Linked DNA regions of Mus musculus: all the other regions are linked to region 2. A link is a loop called in an ENCODE intact Hi-C map of the cell type or tissue named here. Cell type or tissue: heart. All regions are shown on one strand.

Region 1 (5,000 bases), 380 kb after region 2:
CTTCTCTAAATACAGGGCTAGAATGCTCGCTGTGGGCTCTGTTGTAAGGACTCCAGAATACATGCTCCAGTGCACACACTCCAGTAGACACACTCCAGTATACATACTCCAGTGCACACACTCCAGTAGACACACTCCAGTATACATACTCCAGTGCACACACTCCAGTAGACACACTCCAGTATACATACTCCAGTGCACACATTCCGGTAGACATACTCCAGTATACATGCTCCAATATACATGCTCTAGTATACATACTCCAGTGCACACACTCCAGTATACACACTCCAGTATACATACTCCAGTGCACACACTCCAGTAGACATACTCCAGTATACATACTCCAGTGCACACACTGCAGTAGACACACTCCAGTATACATACTCCAGTGCACACATTCCGGTAGACATACTCCAATATACACGCTCCAATATACATGCTCTAGTATACATACTCCAGTGCACACACTCCAGTAGACACACTCCAGTATACATACACCAGTGCACACACTCCAGTAGACATACTCCAGTATACATACTCCAGTGCACACACTCCAGTAGACACACTCCAGTATACATACACCAGTGCACACACTCCAGTAGACATACTCCAGTATACATACTCCAGTGCACACACTCCAGTAGACACACTCCAGTATACATACTCCAGTGCACACACTCCAGTAGACACACTCCAGTATACATACTCCAGTGCACACACTCCAGTAGACACACTCCAGTATACATACTCCAGTGCACACACTCCAGTAGACATACTCCAGTATACACGCTCCAATATACATGCTCTAGTATACATACTCCAGTGCACACACTCCAGCAGACACACTCCAGTATACATACTCCAGTGCACACACTCCAGTAGACACACTCCAGTATACATACTCCAGTGCACACACTGCAGTAGACACACTCCAGTATACATACTCCAGTGCACACACTCCAGTAGACACACTCCAGTATACATACTCCAGTGCACACACTCCAGTAGACACACTCCAGTATACATACTCCAGTGCACACACTCCAGTAGACACACTCCAGTATACATACTCCAGTGCACACACTCCAGTAGACATACTCCAGTATACTCAAATACAGAGGCCTTGTTAGGCCAAATTTAGTTTCAGTAGACTCTTTTTCACGTCTGCTCTACCTTTTAATTTGAGAGACTGACCATACCTTTGGCTATCAATATTCCTCTTGTGTTCCACTAGAATGTAATTTTTTGTTTGTTTGTTTCAATCTGCGATTCACAAATATTTTTCTTAGTGTGGAATTTATGGATCATGGTGCCAGGTCAGTTGAATAACTGCTAATCTAGTCAAAGATAGACCATTCAGTGCTCAATGGGTGGCTTGTTAATGACCTAAGAGCCTTGCCCCACAAGGGATCATAATGATGTATATCAAAAGACTAAAATACAAACTGAGGGACTGGAGAGATGGCTCGACCATTGAGAGCACTGACTGCTCTTCTGAAGGTCCTGAGTTTAAATCCCAGCAACCATGTGGTGGCTCTCAACCATCCGTAATGAGATCTGATCCCCTCTTCTGTGGTGTCTGAAGACAGTTACAGTGTACTTACATATAATAAATAAATTAATTAAAAAAAATACAAACTGAGATGTAGTTCAGAGACCAGATTGTTTGCCCACCACTAACAGAGCCATGGGTTTGATTCCCAGCACAGGGCTGGGTGTGTGTGGTGCTTAAAATCCCAGCACTAGGGGCTGGTGAGATGGCTCAGCAGGTAAGAGCACAGACTGCTCTTCCAAAGGTCCTGAGTTCAAATCTCAGCAACCACATGGTGGCTCACAACCATCCGTAATGAGATCTGACACCATCCAGTTGACCGGAGTGAGCAGAGGTCCTAAAATTCAATTCCCAACAACCACATGAAGTTCACAACCATCTGTACAGCTACAGTGTACTCACATACACAAAATAATAAAAAAAATAAATAAATCTTTTTTTTAAATCCCAGCACTAAGCAGGTGGGGACAGAAATATCAGAAAGTCATCCTTTTCTAAAATAAGAAGCTAGAGATTAGCCTGGGCTACATGAGGCCCTGCCTCAGAAAGAAAGAAAAAAGAAAAGAAAAGGAAGGAAGGAACTAGAGAGGCAAAGGCAGGTGGATCTCTGTGAGTTCAAGACCAGCCTGGTCTACATAGCAAGTTCCAGCACAGCCAGTGCTATTCAGACCCTATCTCAAGAGAACAAATAAATAGATAGATAAACAAACAAACAAACAAACAAAGAAGACAATCCAGCCTTGCCAATCCTGGGATGACTGCTGAGGGTGCCTTCGAGCAACCATGATCATACTTGCAAACCAGTAGCATTCTCTCAAGACGTTTACTTAACGTGTTCAGAGGCAGTGTCGGAAGAAATAGCAATGTAAATCCCTTTTACTTCAGCTTTCTCTGTGGATTACTGGGGGGAAATGACTTCAGTACCAAATTCAAGTGTTCAACTTGAATGGGATGATTCTAGAGGGCTTGCTGCCCCTTTGAGTGTTTCTGTTGAACATGAATGTCACTACCACCCCCACCCCCACCCCCACTTTCTGAGAGTAGATCCTTCCTATTTGAATTCCTGGGGAAGCTACTCAAAAGGCAAGAAGATTCAAACAGAAGAGAGTGAGCCACTAACCCAGAGGCAATATAGACTTTTGTAGCGGGAGTTAGGAACGATCGCCACCTCGTGATAGAAGTCGGAAATACAAGCAGTTTCTTTGTCTGAAAATCATAGCCTAGCCTCAACAAAACGTAGTGGAAATCTTTTTGTGGGCCCTACTGGCATGTATCAGGGGGCTGTATTAAGCAAAAGAGCTAGTTGGGTTTGCCATAATGCCATTACGTTAGCAATTATTTCATCCATCAAGGCACTGGGTCCTGAATGGACAATGCCTAGAAATGTAGTTTACCAGTTACAGGCATCGCTAGATATTTCTCTATTTGGTAATGGTTACATGATCCACTGGGGGTCTTGGGTAGCCTTTAAAAGCTGATATAGAGAAATAAGTTACCCTGATGTCTAGACTGCCAAAGGCCACTTTTCTTTTTCCCTCTCTCACCGAAGCACTGGCGCAGCTAGAATTGTTTCCGATTGTTTGTTGGAAAACCAACAGTTGCCCTAGTTTCCTGCTAAGGCACGAGCTTTATCTAAAACCACCCCACGGGTTCTGGACCCATGGATTTTTCTGTATGAAAAGGGAAAGATTAAGATAGCAAGAGATGGTTTTTAGGAAGGAGATGACTCTTACAATAGCAGACGTCTTGGCTCATGTCTTCTGCTATTTTCCCCATAATAGTAAAGGTCTTTGGGGAAACATCCCTGCCTAGGATGTGGGCTACAGAAAGCGGTCACGTTTATTTGGTCAAATTTGTCTCTAAGTCTCCAGCAGTTTGGGGAAATTGGAGGGGCAGTTTGAGTTGTGAGATATTGTAAGGCAGAGCTCCACAGCTCCAGACCTTGAAGTTTTGCTGCCGTGTTTGTGGGTTGGACTCAGAACCTCTTGACAGCTCCCAAGGATGCGGTTTTCAGAGGACTCAGTGTTTGAGCTGTAAACCATGAAATGTTTGATTGCCCTCCATTAGCAGATCACAAAAAGTGTTCTGTGGCTGGGAATGTTAGGAGAGTTAGAAAGAGTCTCCGTTAGGAGAGTTCTTAACCAGCATGCAAGAAACCCTGTGTCCCAGCACTGCATAAACTGGCCACGGGCTCACGGGAGTTGGAAGGGGTCGGATTACAAGTTCAAGGTCACCCTCGGAAATGCAGTTCAGAGAAAGTTTAGGCTACGTGAGACTTTGTCTCAAAAAGAAAAAAAAAAGCCTTCTCTACATGGAGAAAATAAATTTTAGCAATGCACATCAAATTTTGTTGTGTGAAGTCATTAGGTTTCAGGGAAGCAGAGAATATTCTACTATGAGGAGTTGTGATGGTTTGAATGAGAGATTCATTCAAACACCCTTGGCTTGGTACTTGAACACTTGGTCCCCGGTTAGGGGTGCTTTCTGGGGAGGTGCAGCCTTGCTGGAGGAAGTGTGTCACTTGGGGCTTTGAGAGAGTTTATCCTTGTGTGCTTGCAGGCCTCATGCTTCTGGTTGAAGACCTGATCTCGCTGCTTCCTGCACAGGCCACCGTGCCTACCTGCTGTTGGATTGCCCCAACACGAACTTTTACCCCTACAATACCATAAGTCCAAATAAACTCTTCCTTGGCCTTCAAGCTTGGCACAAATGCTTTTAATCCCCCCAACTCCCTGATGGAAGATCTTATTGTCTTTCCGGGATTACAGGTTATAACAATTTTAACAAGTTTAGAGCAGTCACCCCACTAATATCTTTCAAAATTTCATCATTTGGTATGTTCCACATGAAGCGGTGGGATGTGGAGCTTTTGACAGTGGAAGGTCTGGGGACCCAGGAAGGGCTGGCGCCCATCTGGACTCGCTCTAAGTAGACATCTTGAAGGTACTAAATTTCTTTTTCTAAGAGTGATGAGTTTTTGTTTGTTTGATTGATTGATCATTTCGTTGTCAATTTGACACAAACTGGGGTCATCTGGAAAGAGGAAGAGTCAATGGAGGAGTTGCTTTCCTGGGATGGACCTGGACGCTGGTCTGTGGAGTGTCTTCTTGATTAATGTGGGAGGGCTTAGGCCACCGCGGGCAGTGTCATGTCTAGGCAGATGGTTCTGGGTTTTGTAAAGAAGCGGGTTGAGCATGCCAGCCAGCAGCATTCCTTATGGCTCCGCTTCAGTGCATACTTCTGGGTTCCCGCTTGAGTTCTTGCCCCCACTTCCCACAGCGATCAACTCTGACTGGGATGTATAAGCCAAATAAACCCTTTCCTCCCCAAGTTGCTTTTGGTCCGTGTTTTATCAAAGCAATGGAAAGTGAGCTAAAACACCAAGTCACACATGTGCCTTGCACACTTGGTAGCCAAGGTCTGTCCCAGCCCACAGCAGTAGCAT
Region 2 (5,000 bases):
CGGGTTGGCTTTTGCCTTGCTCCAGCCTCCCCAGTGTCAGGGTTATAAGCATAAGACATCGTATCCAGCTTGGTGGTGACGGTGACGTACCGCTACAGAGAGACCAGTCAGGGCTGGGAAGGTGGCTCGGTTGGTGAAGTTCTTGCTTTTTGAGCACGAGGACCAGAGTTTAGTTCCCAAGAATTCATGTAAAAAGTACCAGGGTATCAGTGTGCACGCAGCAGCCCAGCCCTGGGAGTGGAAGCTGGAGCCCAGCTCCATTGCAGCCAGGATTACCTAACTGGCGAGCCTCAGGCTAATGAAAAACCCTGCTTCAAAGGCAGTGGCCAGGCTTTGTGTGAGGCTAAGACCTGGGGTTGTCCTCCAGATGCCTTTGCTCCACACGACGAGCTTCCACCTAGATGGGAATATGTCCACAGACAGACAGACAGACAGACAGACAGACATAATACAGAGAAGATCAAGGCCAGGCATGTATAGAAGTAATAGAATACTTGCCTGCATCCACGAAGTGGATCTTCCCAGGTTGGATTCCCAACACTTCAAAGTGAAAGAGAAAAAACAGAACACAAGGAAACATTCATTAGTTTCTTGAATGATGAATTTTTAACTTCATTATAAAGATGGGAAATGTGAAAGCACAATTCTTAAACGTCAGTATGACGGCTGGAGAGATGGCTCAGCGGGTAAGAGCACTGGCTGTTCTTCCAGAGGTCCTGAGTTCAGTTCCCAGCAACCACAACCATCTATAATGAATGGGATTTGATGCCCTCTTCTGGCACACAGGTGTACATTCAAATAGAGTATACACACACATCTTTAAAAAATTCATTATGAAAAAGACAACTTTATTTTTTATTATTCCTAAATTTTATTTGATTTTATAGAAGTGGCGGTTTTGCTTTTATGTAATCTGTGTGCTGTTAGATTCCTGGTGCCCCAGGGGACCAGAAGAGGCGTTGAATCTCCTGGAACTGGAGTTATAGGTGGTCGTAAGCTGCTGTGTGTGTGTGTGTGTGTGTGTGTGTGTGTGTATGTGTGTGTGTGTTTGTGTGTGTGTGAACCTGAGCCCTCTAGAAGAGCAGCTTGCGTTCTTAACCACTGGGCCATCTCTCCAACACCCACACCCCCATCTCTGGCCCAGTGAACTTGGTGAGAACCTCAGATCCAGAAGGCTTTGGTGGAAACCAGTATTTCTAGTCTAGTCGTCCCCAGTGAGTCCCCAGCAGTGGGCTGGCAAAAGGCCCAAATATAAGTTGAAAAATGTTTGAAGCCGCAGCATGATCTTGAAGGTAGCTGTCTACAGAGTCCCGTTAACACTGTTCTATTTTGGGTATAAATGTCTTCATTTATTCAGAAGAGGGTGGGAAATTGTACATATGTTCATGTTTATCTATACATAAGCCTAGATCACATCTAGATTTGCATACGTGTGTATAAAATAACTGTGAGCACGAAATCTAGAAATAATAACTTTGGTTGCCTTCCAGGAAGAAAGCTGGGAGATGTGAGACTGAATAAAGTAAGAGAGAGTGCTAGAGAGAGAGGGAGAGAGAGAGAGAGAGAGAGAGAATGTGTGTCTGTGAGACTGGAGAAGGTGAGAGAGAGTGCTGGGAAGAGAGACAGAGAGAGGGAGAGGGAGGGGGGGAGGGAGTCTGTGAGACTGAAGAAGGTGTGAGAGAGTGCTGGGGAGAGTCGGGCTGGAGGAAGAGAGGGTGCCAAAGAGCATGTGTGTGTCTGTGTGTGTATGCATCTATGTGTGTGTGTGTATGTGTGTATGTATATGCATGTGCCTCTGTTTGTGTTTGTGTATGTGTCTGTGTGTGTATATGTGTGTGTGTCTCTCTATGTGTTTCTGTGTGCATACATGCTCTCACCATGCTGTGTGACCCACTATTCCCACTCCCAAGAGTTCATCCACAGCGTTCCTGCAGAGTTACCCACTGCAGGATTTTCTGTGTGTTTGCTTGCACTGTCATTTTTCCTTTTCTCTTTTGTGTGTGGGTGTCTTGCCTGCACGTGTGTCTGTGTACCATGTGTGTGCCTGGTGCCCCAAGACCAGAAGAGGCTAGAAGATTCCCTGGGTCCTCAGTAAGAACAGTGAGTACTCTTAGAGGCTGAGCCATCTCTCTAACCTGACATTGTTTCTTTGTTTTTTAGTAGCAAGTGTTTGGCAGCTATTTAGGTGTTTATCAGCAGGGAACAAATTAATGAATTAGGTTCCCATTTAGTGAGTCTGAGGCTGGAGCTAGAGGGCCTCTATGTACTGGTAGGAAAAGGTTTCTAGAATGTATCTTCAGATGCAAGACAAAAGTGTCAGGAGTTTTGCATGGGTCTGGCAATGCTCTAAAGTGTTTGTCATCATTCAAAGTCAGTGCAACTTGTTATTCCATTCCTTTTATTATAAAATAGTTTTGAAACATTTTCCTCTGGGCTCTAACGTGTCATTATTATGAGCTTTCTTATTATGAGCAGTATTTGGCACAGAGGAGTGACAAAATCACATTTTTGAGTTATTAAATCTGTTCCACTTTGAGCCAATCAGAGTGACCTCCTACTGATTAGTGTCTGGTGGCCAAGTGCCTTTATATGGTATTCAGCTCTGTACTGGAGCATCGCGGAGTAGCAGTCGGCCTGGGCCACAAGGGGGCAGCAGAACCCTTTGATTGCAATAGCACGGATGGCTTTTGGCCAAGTCCAGCTGCTGCTTGCTTACTGTCCTTCAACTCAGCTGTGTGCACCTAGGAGTCAGGGCACTGTGCGAGCCGACCTCAGAGGTGAGAGGGGTGAGAGGGGAAGGGGTGGGTTTCCGAGTCACCTTCCCTCCTCTCTTACAGGCTGTCCAGTGGATTACAGAGCAGTATGGGAGACATTAGGGGTGGTGCAGCAAGCTAGCACATACACAATCACTGAGGCTTCAGAGCCTCTTGCCTGACACTGAGTCCTGGCTCTGCAGCTTTGGGCTTATGTTCCTACGCTTCGAACCTAAGATTATCAGGGAGATAATCTAAGTAAACCTCTTAGCACTACACCGTGGTGAGCATTGGAAATAGCTGATTACAGGCTCAGTGAGGAAGGACACTCGCCACAAGCCTGCCATCCTGTGCACGATCCCTGAAACACACTTAGTGGAAGCAAGAACCGGCTCCAGCAAGTTGTCCTCTGATCGCCACATGCATTTTTACCCACACATACATAAACACACACAATATATACATTAATGTCAAAACATTTTAAAATAGATGTTCATAATTAAAATAATATTAGTTGGACTGGAGAGATGGCTCAGCGGTAAAGAGCACTGACTGCTCTTCTAGAGGGCCTGAGTTCAATTCCCAGCAACCACATGGTGGCTCACAACTATCTGTAATGAGATCCAATACCCTCTTCTGGTGTGTCTGAAGACAGCTACAGTGTGCTCATACTCGTAAAATAAATAAATTAATCTTAAAAAAATATCAGTTACCAGCAGAGATGGGTAATAGATTCTTAGTGGGTTATTTTTGTTTGTTTGTTTGGTTGGTTGGTTTTTATTGGATATACAGTCTCTCTATGTAGCCCTGGTTGTCCTAGAACTCCCTATGTAGATTAGGCTGCCCTCAGACTCACAGAGATCCACCTGCCTCTTCCTCTTGAGTGCTGAGATTAAAGGCATGTGCTATTGCTGGCTTCTTGACTTGTGACTCTTTCTTATGTATTTAGTAATTGTTTTTGTTTGGTCGCAAGCAAGGTAGAAATATTTATTTAGAACCATTTTAAAGCTGTTTTTTTTTCTCAGAGGGGCTTACAAAGTACTTATGGCCTTGTTTACCCTCTATAAAATAGTTTTTTTTAATTGTTTGTGTACATGTGCATGTATCTACTGTGTGAGTTCTAGATCTCTGCAGTCTCGGGTTTAAAGCTCTCATCCCAGTGTGTCTCCGCGTGTTTTTGACGGGAAGGTGTGGTGTCAGTGCTCAGGTGAGGCAGGTGGGCAAGGTGGTATTGTTGAGAGAGGCACACTCTGAGATAAATTTCAGGTGGGGTAAGCTCACCAGGGCGCGGCTGTGGGAGCAGCCCCCGGAAGGACAGGAAGGGAGGCAGAGAAATGCAAGGGACACTCACGTAAGAAGTCACGTATGGTTCGCTCTCAGTAACGACCTCACTGTGCCCGTGGAGATGGGGGTTGAGCCGGTCCTTTTAAATGGAGGGAGGGGAGTCTGCTTTTGTAGTTCCTTGGTCACCACTATCCGTTGGTCCAGGGCTGCCCCAGAGAGGGTACGAGACCTCAGAGCTGACAGTGCCCGTCAGTCCAGAGTGCTGACAGCTGGGGGATCATAGCAGCTGATGAGCAGATCTTGTTTCTCCTGGGGCATCTGAGTGGCATCCTGCAGAGTCCTGTAGCTCTGCCACGGTGTCCAAGTCACTTGAAAGGGGGATGCGCGACATGGTGTCTAATCCATTTGCATTTCTATGACAAAATACTTTATGTGGGGTTATAGTTTTCAGGGTTGGAGATGCAGCTCAGGTGGTCGAGAGTGCCCACCTAGCACGTATGAAAATCAGTGTTCAGTCCCCAGCACTAAATAAACCAGGTGCTGTGGTAAGGAAGCAGGAAGAACAGAAGTTCAAGATTGTCCCTGACTACTTAGTGAGAGATAGCTTGGAACTGGACTGATAAGCCAGGCTGGCCTTAGTTCACAGAGCTCTGCCTGCCTTGCCTCCTGAGTGCTGCGATCAAGGCAGTGCATCAACACTTCGGGCTCCCAGATTCGTATTATTGTAACATATTCTCTCTGGCAAGTATTAACCCTCGAGAAAATGGTACTTTTAAAACCCAATTGCCCTCCAGTACGCTCTGCCTCTTAAATTGCCCCACCACCCACTTCTCAGTGCCAGTGTGTTGGAAATGGGCTTGTAGGCCATGAACCTGCTGGGGACGGACTACTTCGCAGCTGTCACACATGGCTGGGATAAAGAGAGATGGCTTTGGATGGCGTGGAACACTCGTGTGCACACAC
Region 3 (5,000 bases), 200 kb after region 2:
CAGTTTCTTACCCTTCACCAGGGGAATCTATATAACCGGCTCATCCATTATTGGGGGTGGGGTGAAAGCCCCCAGAATCAAAACCAAGAACTTGGTTAGGTAAGTGTAAAGGCTTCTGCATGTCAAAACTAGCTGCGATGGGGGTCGGGTGACATGCTGGCTTGTGACCCGTCTCATCGTAGCGTGTATGTGAGTCAGGGAAAGTTGGCTGGGGATTTTCTGCAGAAATGGCTGATTTCCTTCTTAAAGAGTTTCCCTCCCCCTCCCCCACCATTTACCATCACTGTTGCCAGTATTATCTTCTGTGAAGCGGTGGCCATCTATGGCATCATCATGGCAATTGTCATCAGCAACATGGCTGAGGTAAGGGAAAACCAGCGGGGACGGGTATCCATTGAAATGCCTATGCTTTCCCTAAAGATCGGAGGGAAGAAAAGGTAGGTGCATTAAGGAATGCCTTCTGAGGACTTATTCTGCCCCTCACAGCCTTTCAGTGCTACGGAGCCCAAGGCCATTGGCCATCGAAACTACCATGCAGGTAAGTGGGTAACATAGAGCTCACTCGGCATGGTGCTCTGGGCCTTTAACCCCAGTCCTGGGACGGGGGTAGCACCAAGTGAGTTAAGAGGCCAGCCAGCACTACATAATGACATAGTGAGACAGACACCCTACCACACATACACGCCTGGGCCTTACACACTTGCTTCTACCACACGTACACACCTGGGCCTTACACACTTACTCCTGCTTCCTGGCTCCATAGCTGAGAGTCTCAGCTCTGCAGAGTTGGGGTGGGACTGGCCCTGCTAGCCCACACTGGACCATTCCTCTCCTGCTTGCCTCCACCTCACGAGCTACTTCTTATCCTCCAGGTTACTCCATGTTTGGGGCTGGCCTCACAGTCGGTCTGTCCAACCTGTTCTGTGGAGTCTGCGTGGGCATCGTGGGCAGTGGGGCCGCCCTGGCGGATGCACAGAACCCCAGCCTCTTTGTAAAAATTCTCATCGTGGAGATCTTTGGCAGTGCCATTGGCCTCTTTGGGGTCATTGTTGCAATCCTTCAGGTGCGAGTCCCCCTAGAGAGGAACAGAAGTGCCTCCCTTTTTTCCCCTTCCCATCTCTTGGTCCCCCTTTGTCTCCTGCTCTAGATGCACGCATCTTTCCTAAGTCTCTCCATTAGCATCTCTTTCCTCGGCTGCCTCTGAAAATGTCTTTGTGGAGTTTCTGTCTCTCAGGGTCTGTGTTCTGTATGTATGACACACTTGTCAGTAGACTAGCATGTCTAAATTCATATTTTCCAGTGTGTGAGTTTGTGACTTGGGTGCTTGACTGGGCTGACTCTTGGCGACACTAACACTGTCCATGGGACTTGTCTTCTCTGTTGTACAGCTGAGCTCCTTTGTTACTGTCCATGTCTGTTTGTCTGTCATAGTGTGTCTGTCCGTCTGTCCACCCACTGGCCTGCTGGTTCTGGTCTTGTCACTGGTCACTGTCCCTGCCTGATTTGTCCTGTTTTTCCTTTGCAGACCTCCAGAGTGAAGATGGGTGACTAGATGACCTGTATGGGTGGGGCCGTGCCCTACTGTTATTTATTGCTGGTTTTCCTGGGACAGCTGGAGCTGTGTCCCTCAGCCTTTCTGGGGCTTGGTGTTCAGGGTCTCCCCTGCACTCACCTCTTGCTGCCTGTTGACTCTGGAGGCATTGCAGTCCAGACTGAACCCCAGTGTGGGGAGTGGGCTGCTGATGGTGACTGTGTACAGCTGTGCACCTGTGCCCCCCTCAACCCCCATCCAGCCCATCTTCCTAGTGTTTGTGAAATAAACTTGGTATTTGTCCCAGTCAGTGAGGCTTCTGTTGGCCCCTTGCGACACCTTTCACAAAGGAAGGGGAGGACCTGTTCACTCACTCCAACCTCCTGTAACTTTCTGTCTACACATCATCTCTGCTCTGGACCTTGCTGGCTCCTGGGTGGCAGATCAGGGTGCTAGGCTGGCTGTAATGCTGGCACCTCTTCATTGAAGAGTCTGGGCTCTGAGATCCTCCTAGCCCTATGTCTTTGGACCCCTGTGCACTAGACCCAAACTCACTACAGCTAATTCTCCTCTCTGTCGCTATACTCCTGAAACTCCCCGCACCTGGATTTTCCTGGAGAACAGTGTTTTACATTTGATAGTCCAGTATGAACACCTAACCCTTCCAGAAACCTCTTCTATGGTCTTAGTTCCTAGGGCCTTGTTCAGCTCCGCCTATTCCTATACAATTCTTGATTCCAACACCACCCTAAATCTTACCCAACCTGCTTTTACCTAATAAGTCCTTTTCAGTCAACACCTTTAGGGGTCTTACCCAGCAGGCAGCCCTGGTTGGCTGACCTTGACTCATGCTCCCAGGAAAGAGTTGGCAAGGCCCTAACCCTCTGAATTGCCCACTATCCAGACCCCGTCCCAAATACCTGAAGGGCCTTAGCCATCCGGCTCCTGGTCTCTTCCCATCCCTAAAGCAAGCTGATGGAGGAACCTGATGGATTCCTGCGTCCTTCCTGGGTCTCAGGCATCCGCAAACGCACCTCCCCGCTGGCTGGGCCGCGCAGGGCCAACGGCAGGGGCGGGCGGCGGAGCGGCGCGCGGCGCGTGCGGGCGCACTGGAGGCGGGGGCCGCGGGGGCGCGCGCGCGGGCGCGCCGGCCTGGCCTGCCCCTCCGAGGAGCCGTAGCGCGGGAGGGAGGCGGCAGCGCAGTGGTCCGTCGGTCCGCCGGTCCGTGGGTCTGCCGGGCCCCGCCCTGCCTCCCGGGGCGGCTCGGCTCCATGGCCCGCGGCGGCGGCGGGAGGTGGCCCCGGAGCCTCGGGGACCGCTGACCGGGCGGTGGGGCCGGGCCATGGGGGACAGAGCCGTCCACAGCTGCTGGAGCCGGGATCCCTACCCGAGCTGGAGCGGCGCCCCCTGCTGAGCCCCGAGCGCTGCGAGAGAGGAGGGCGCGCGCGGCCCCCCACCCAGGGCCCCGACATTCCAGACCCGGCCCGGCTAGGGGGCCGCCCGCGCGCCGTCACAGATCCCAGCCCAGGACCCGGTGAGCGAGGCACCGGCGCTGCCCCCGGCCTGGCTGCACCCCACCCTACCCCCATCCCGCTAGCCTCCTGGGCTCCGGCGTCCGCCCCCATCCGGCCTCCCTCATTGTCCTCGCTCGCCCCGGCCTTGTGTCTCGCAGAGGCGCTCGGCCCCGGCCCCACTTCCACATCCCCCACTGCATGCACCCCTCCCCAGGGCTCCACACCCACCTGTCCTACTGCCTCCCCCGTCCCGAGGTGCCACGTGTTCAGCCTCCCAGCCCCGCCCAGACGCACCCCTCAGTTTGGTGGCTAGCCTGACCCAGAGCCCCTGCCCTGGAGGGAGGGGTTGGGAATACTTGCACGTGGGTCTGGGTGTATGGCTACGCTTGTATAAGTCCGAGCCGCGGTTTGTTGATATATGTGGCTCCGTATGTTACTGTCACCCCAAGTGTGTCTAGCTCTATATGTAGGTCTCTGTGTGTCCCTTGAGTGTGGATGCCGACTGCTGGTACTAAAGCAGTCTATGTGATTTTGTGACTGTTTGAGATATTCTGCTCTCAGGAGCATGGCCAGAAGTATTTTTTGACCTTTTGGAACTACAGGGGAGACCTGGTTCGAGCAAGGGCACCCCCAGCCCCCACCACCTCTGCCAGTGTATGAACTTTACTCCTCTAGGGTCCAAGTGTACCCCATTTCAGGAATCAGAACTAGCTTTGCTAATCAGGCTCCAGAGCTAGCTAGCTAGCCTGAAATCTTAGGTGAGGGGCTCTCTATTGCTTGCCCCACGGGGTATGCTCTTGCCCCTTGTTCCAGTGGGAAGGACCTGTTTAAACATCTCTCCTTTTTGGGTGGAGGGCACTCTTGAGTGCTGAAGGCTCCTTCTCAGCCTGGTCCTAGTTGGCTAGGCCTGCTTGCTGTTGGGACCTGAGTGCTCAAACTGGCCATGGGTCTAAGTGACTTCCCTTCATGGCCCTCGGAAGGACTAAATGAAGTCATAGTATAAAGAATTCCTTACGTGATGGGCACTCAGTAAGTGATCCATTCTCTAAACCATGTGTCCTGTGTTGAGGATTCTGTCCTGTGATGTTGCTGGTCCCTGGGCCACAGGTGGAGCCTGTGGATAAAAGTGGTTTGGTGCCGAGGTACAGTCCTGGGTAATCAAATTCCCCTGTCTGTACTGTTGTGGGTATGCGTGCACGGAGTTGTACGGTGAGGGTTTATGTGTGTGGTTAGGTGGTTTGAGTGCTGGGGTGTGCCTAGGATAGCAGATACTGAGTTGCCAGCGCCTGTTGGTGTGTTTGCAGGTAGAACACAAACAAGCCCGTGAGTGTCAAGGTGTATGAAAGGTAAGTATGGATAAGGAGCTGGGAATGAGCAGCCAAGTCGGAAGCAGGTGGGGCTCATCACCTGTCCTAGTCTGACCTGTGGGATCTCTCTCTCCCTCTGTTCAGGCTGTCAGCCGGATGCTTGGGCCCATTGGGCGGGCCATTGGCCACTTGCGGGATGAGCAGACTGCTGGGGGGGACGCTGGAGCGGGTCTGCAAGGCTGTGCTCCTTCTCTGCCTGCTGCACTTCCTTGTGGCCGTCATCCTCTACTTTGACGTCTATGCCCAGCACCTGGCCTTTTTCAGCCGCTTCAGTACCCGAAGCCCAGCCCATGCCCTCTACCCTGCAGCCAGCAGCAGTACCAACTGCTCTCGGCCCAACGCCACTGCCGCTAGCTCCGGGCTGCCTGAAGTGCCCAGTGCCAGGCCTGGTCCCACAGCTCCAGTCATTCCGCCCTGTCCTGACGTGCCGCCTGGTCTTGGTGAGCCTGCAGAGAGGGGCCTACCTATTGTAGGGGTGGGAAGAGGACCTGACCCATGTGACTAGGGAAGTGGAGTGCTGAACCGTGGGACACCAAGGCTCCAGGTCTATTGAAAGAGGGCAATTCCTGGGGCTCTGTTGCCCACTCC
Region 4 (5,000 bases), 250 kb after region 2:
TCTTGGGTCATCTTATGTCACCCTCGCTCATGACAGCTTAAGTCAATCCAGGCAGGACCTCAGTGGCCACAAATGACATCAGGCAAACAGGAAGCATCAACCTTGGCCCTGTCCAGGTAGCCTTCCAAGTCTCCAGAGCAGTCAATGCCTAGATTCTTAAATGCCTTTAACAGAGCCTTACAATGCCAAGGAAGCCAGCATTCCCAGCACTGTGGAGGACTCAAAAGTCTGTACTCATGATGCTGAACAAGTATACGATGTCTAAACATTCTTGGCATCCAACTTGCAGAACACCATTGGCATAGGTCACCAGAGAAGAGGAGAGGTGGCTCTCTGTGACTGGTATAAGCCGAGGAGTAGCCATGATTGAAGTGAGCTGGAGGTAGCAGTGACAAAAGTGGAGATGTCCCCCACCCAACCCTCCATGCTCCCACCTAGGCCTGGAGAGGGGCCGCAGTTAGAATGGCTTTTCCTCAGGACCTGTAAAATTTAGCGAGCACTTAACCAAATATTTCTGAGTGTCCACCGTGTGCTGAGAATTATGTCACTCTCTGAGAACGTGGCTCCGAGAAAGAGGGGTCTCCCCCGTCCACACATGGGGTTCTCGATGTGTATCCTTGTTGGAGTGTTGGTGTATAGTCCAATACAAGGCCGTCTGGGGTCCATGTGTAGCCAAGAACATGGCAGTGATACTGAGCTCATGGGCATGCCATAGATACCGTGCTGTTATGTCACCAGGAGCGGTATCCACAAGTCAATGTGTGTCACCAGCAGGCTATGCTAAGGTGCTATGTTCATCAGACTGGCCATTCCAATGATCCTTCCCTCCACAGTGCTGTTCCAAGGAATGGGATGGAAGGTCCCTGGGATTCCCAAATATCGAGTCTCCCTGAGGAGGGCAGGGCTGGCTCCAGACCTGAGGCTGGTTACCCAGTGCTTCCCTATGGTGGGATAAATTCTTCCCACTGTTGCTGTTCCCAATGAACCCAGAGCCTCTATGGATGGGGAGGACAGGAAGAGGAATGGTTATGTGTGAAGCAGCCAACACCAAAATAGCTCTACCCTGGGGGAGGATCCTGTGACACCGCCCCCTGCTCCCAATCCAGCTGCTGACCTGGTGCCTGGGGAGCACTTCTTTCTGATCCCACTTTCCCAGCTTCTCTTGGACATGAATGATGGACCAAGCTTCCCCCCAAGTGATGACATCACAGGGAATGAGGTTGCTGGGAAGAGAGCCCTCGAGGGAGGGCTGGGGACAGGGTGGCCTGTTGCCTAGGTGGGTGGGGTTCCTTCTGCTGGCAAGCCTTTCTACAAGGCCAAGCAGCTGAGAAGGCAGGGCTGGATAAGGCATGTGGGGTACAGGGGGTGTGTGCCTTATCTGTCCCAGACACATGTCTGATAAGCCTCTTACCAGGGCCTGGCCCCGGGGAGCAGGTGTGGAGCCGGCTGGAAGAGGGGAAAGGCCAGCTGGGGCTGGCTCCGTACCAGGAAAGACAGCAGGGTCAGGAAGTTCTGGCGCAACCCAGGAAAGGGAAGGAAGGCTGTCTCTGTGAGCCGTGTGGATTGGTGCTCAGAGTCCTGCTTCCCAGCGTTGGCCTCCCCAGGTCCTCAACTACTGAGACTTGGAACCCATGTCTCTGGGATTCCTCTGTGCCAGGAGCAATGGCGGAAGCCCGACATTGTGTGGGATTAAAGGATTTGCCCAGTGGGGGAGTGGGAGAAGGGAGCCTCGTGTGTGGGAACTGTGCATGCTCCCTCCCAGTCAGGGTCTTCTCCTGGAGTACGCCCTGCATGCCCAGAATCACACAGGGGCCCTAGCTGGGTTTCCCAGACCCTTCCCAGCCTCGATACACCTGTACACCTCCCTAGTCTGCACATATCCCCACACGCCAGGAATCCCAGCCTTCCTGGGACATTTACTTCCAACAAATTCCACAGACACCTTGGAGCCCTGGTGCCCTCTGGCGACAAGAGCCACACATGGCAGTTACCGTGACTCCTCAGGTCACCCTGGGTCAGACAGTATTACCATACTATCATTTGCCTGGTTGTTTTGTTATCTTCACATCAAATTTGTAAAGTAAAAGTAATCTCCATTTTCTAGCGCTAAGGACATACAGGTTAAATAACTATACAAGTAATCAGTGGTAAAGATTGAACTTGAGCCCGGGCTGGCATGTGTCCAAAGTCTATGCTATCAGAGTATGTACAGACTGCTTAGAGTGTGTGTGAACATGGGCACCTGAGGCAGACCATGTTTAACATAGGGGCCATGCTGGTCTCTGAGGGTCATGAGTGAAGTTGAGGCTGTCTGTCTGTGACTATGAATCAGTAAGAATTGGTTTGGACACATTGAGGTTGGCTGTTGGCTGTTGGGACTTTTCTATGGCTTTTATGTGACTGTGTAGCTGTAACATACACATGGTTCAGCTTGTGACTTATGATGTGTGAGAGTAGCTACAGCAGTGAGTGTGTGAGAGAGGCAGACAGACAAAGGTAGAGACACAGACAGACAGACAGAGAACTATACAGAGTTATACAGAGCAACCCTGTCTCAAAACAAAACAAAACAAAACGAACAAACCAAAAACCAAAAGAGAACATTACTGTGTGACTGTATTATGGACATTCTGCAGCTAGTGGAGTTGTGGGAAGAGAGAAGGGCGGAGGGCCCTGCGTTCCCAGCACCACTAGGCTTTGAGTCCCAGGACTGTGTCACTCACCATGACATACATGATGGATGGCGCTTCACATGCCTGATACAGTCCCTGGGGGCCGAATTCTCCTCCTCTCCTCCCCCGACTTTTATTTTTTGAGGAAGTAAAGCAAATAGTACCACAGATGGAGTTGGTCTTCATTTTTTTCCATGAGATATTTATGAAAGCATTTTACATGCCTTGGAGTGATAGCTTTTTTTTTTTTTTTTTTTTTTTTTGAGTCCTTTAAAAAGAAAATGGGCCAGAGAACCAGCTGGGCAGGTGAAAGTGCTTGGTGCTTGCAGCACTAGCCTGACGAGGTGAATTCCGAACCTCTGTGGATGCCCAAAGCAGTAAATGAAGGTCTGTAATACCAGCATGCTTATGGGAGGCAGAGACAGGAGAATGAATCCACAGAAGCAGGCCAGCTACCCTGGAGCATGAAGTGCAATGATAAAAAGGAGATCCTGCCTGGAGCAAGGTGAAGGGGAGGACCAGTATCTAAGCTTATCCTCTCACCTGAGCATGCATGCGCGCGCGTGCACACACACACACACACACACACACACACACATTAAAGTAAATATGGAGCCAGGTGGTGGTGGTGCACTCCTTTAGCCCCAGCACTTGGGAGGCAGAGGCAGGCAGATTTCTGAGTTCGAGGCCAGCCTGATCTACAGAGTGATTTCCAGGACATCCAGGACTATACAGAGAAACCCTGTCTCAAAACAAAACAAAACAAAACAAAACGAACAAACCAAAAACCAAAACAAACAAAAAAGTAAATGTGGCTATTGTGTTCTTTTATTATCTAGGCTGAGGCTGCAGCTGACTATGTAAACCCAGGCTGGCCTCAAATTCACACTGCGCCTTCCTTCTCAGACTGGGATTGCAGTGCTGAGGTTGTCGTCTTATTGCAGGGGTCATAGGTATACACCGCCATGCCTGGGTTAGCTGTTGTCATTCTTTAACTTGAGCAATTCTGAGATGTTAACTGATCAAGTGCAAAGATCCTTTCAGGGCATCCACAGGCAAAAGCTATTTGCTAACAACAAATCATTAGCTGTCACTTTGACTTGCTGATATTTTCACTGAGGACACCAGAGTGACAATGAGTAGAAATCCTGGCATGTAAATAGGGGTCAAGGAACTTGGCAACTGACTAGGAACTATGCATTGGATTTTTTTTTTTCCCAAAAAAACAGGGACTGAGGGCTAGGTTTGTTTGGAGATGTCCTGATTTTTTATGTGTATGCATGTTTTACCTATGTGTGTGCATGGAGGTGACTACAGCAGTCGGAAGAGAGCATCAGATCCCTGGATCTGGGGTTATGAGTGGTTGGAAGCCACCATGCAGTGACTGGGAATCAAATCTGGGTCTTCTACAAGAGCAAAATATACTCTTAACCTCTGAGCCATCTCTCCAGCCCCAACTGACTTGCTTTGTGAGCCAAGGTCCTGGTCTTCTCTCAGCCTCCTAAGTGCTGGAAATACAGGTTGGAAGTGCTGAGATTACAGTTGTCCAGGTGCTGGGAGAACAGGTGTCCAAGTGCTGGGATTACAGGTGTCCAGGTGCTGGGATTACAGGTGTCCAGGTGCTGGGATTACAGGTGTCCAGGTGCTGGGATTACAGGTGTCCAGGTGCTGGGAGAACAGGTGTCCAGGTGCTGGGATTACAGGTTTCCAGGTGCTGGGAGAACAGGTGTCCAGGTGCTGGGAGAATAGGTGTCCAGTTCCTGAGAGAACAGGTGTATGCCTCCACACCCCACTTAATGATTGACTGTACTTAACACTTTAGCCCATGGCTTTATAATATTGTGTGTGGTAAAATGGGAAGTATAGTTTATTTACTAGAATATTGGGCTGCTGACCCACACAGAAAGCAGAGTGCCCACCTACCAAAGTGGGGAATCCCTGAGAAGGAGGCAGATCCGGAGGTGTGCTCAGGGCCTGGGATGGCTGGAAGCTCATGAGCTGGATTTCCCAACATGATGAGCTGTAATTCTCAGACTACAGTATTTGTCAGACCTTTTCTCTAAAATGAGCGAATGAGGGTGTTAGTCCAAGAAATAAAGCACTAGTGTTTGTTGCCAAAGATGAAATTAGACCTTCCACATAAAAATTAGAATTGGTAAAATTGTTTCCTTGAATTTAAAGCTTCTGAGGCCTGATGAGACCAGTGGTAGTGTTCTGAATGTGCATGTCTGCTGGGATTCTGATATTGTATAACGAGATGTATCAACATTTAATCATGTGAGAGGCTGAGGCAGGAGAATTTCTATGAGTTCTATTTCATCCTGAGTT

The links. Hi-C counts contacts between places; a loop is a spot of excess contacts. Peaks named below come from ENCODE experiments on the same cell type or tissue, not always from the same donor. Only the 100,000 strongest peaks of a DNase experiment are listed, where the experiment ranks them.
Region 1: a loop joins it to region 2, with 6 times the contacts of the local background. A loop is called at or near these places in 15 of 42 quality-filtered maps.
Region 3: a loop joins it to region 2, with 6 times the contacts of the local background. A loop is called at or near these places in 3 of 42 quality-filtered maps.
Region 4: it touches region 2 in a loop (6-fold over the local background); 31 of 42 quality-filtered maps call a loop at or near these places.

Annotation. Positions count from the first base shown.
Region 1 is chr4:117,703,278-117,708,277 of GRCm38, reverse strand. It overlaps Gm34746 (predicted gene, 34746), which reads right to left. Exons shown (of 3, transcript NR_151608.1): 3 at 4,258-5,000. Among named protein-coding and RNA genes, the nearest start is that of Gm34746, 6.7 kb to the right of the region's middle. In heart, a CTCF peak has its summit at 2,745; no DNase peak of the experiment used is centred here.
Region 2 is chr4:118,081,447-118,086,446 of GRCm38, reverse strand. The region is part of intron 2 of St3gal3 (ST3 beta-galactoside alpha-2,3-sialyltransferase 3); the gene reads left to right. Among named protein-coding and RNA genes, the nearest start is that of St3gal3, 51 kb to the left of the region's middle. In heart, a CTCF peak has its summit at 2,634 (motif pointing right); a DNase peak (open chromatin) is centred at 2,656; H3K27ac peaks cover 1,935 bases.
Region 3 is chr4:117,881,167-117,886,166 of GRCm38, reverse strand. It overlaps B4galt2 (UDP-Gal:betaGlcNAc beta 1,4- galactosyltransferase, polypeptide 2), which reads left to right and starts at 2,691. Exons shown (of 8, transcript NM_017377.5): 1 at 2,691-3,065; 2 at 4,350-4,391; 3 at 4,497-4,852. The coding sequence starts at 4,549. Atp6v0b (ATPase, H+ transporting, lysosomal V0 subunit B) reads left to right here. Exons shown (of 8, transcript NM_033617.3): 4 at 22-99; 5 at 294-363; 6 at 487-538; 7 at 873-1,063; 8 at 1,526-1,837. The coding sequence ends at 1,552. It overlaps Gm12841 (predicted gene 12841), which reads right to left and starts at 2,617. Exons shown (of 4, transcript NR_168719.1): 1 at 2,452-2,617; 2 at 279-414. In heart, a CTCF peak has its summit at 2,933 (motif pointing left); DNase peaks (open chromatin) are centred at 706, 1,746, 2,626 and 3,196; H3K4me3 peaks cover 2,385 bases; H3K27ac peaks cover 1,784 bases.
Region 4 is chr4:117,826,664-117,831,663 of GRCm38, reverse strand. No RefSeq gene overlaps it. Among named protein-coding and RNA genes, the nearest start is that of Slc6a9, 6.1 kb to the left of the region's middle. In heart, a CTCF peak has its summit at 1,980 (motif pointing left); DNase peaks (open chromatin) are centred at 3, 663 and 1,253; H3K4me3 peaks cover 614 bases; H3K27ac peaks cover 1,880 bases; H3K27me3 peaks cover 90 bases.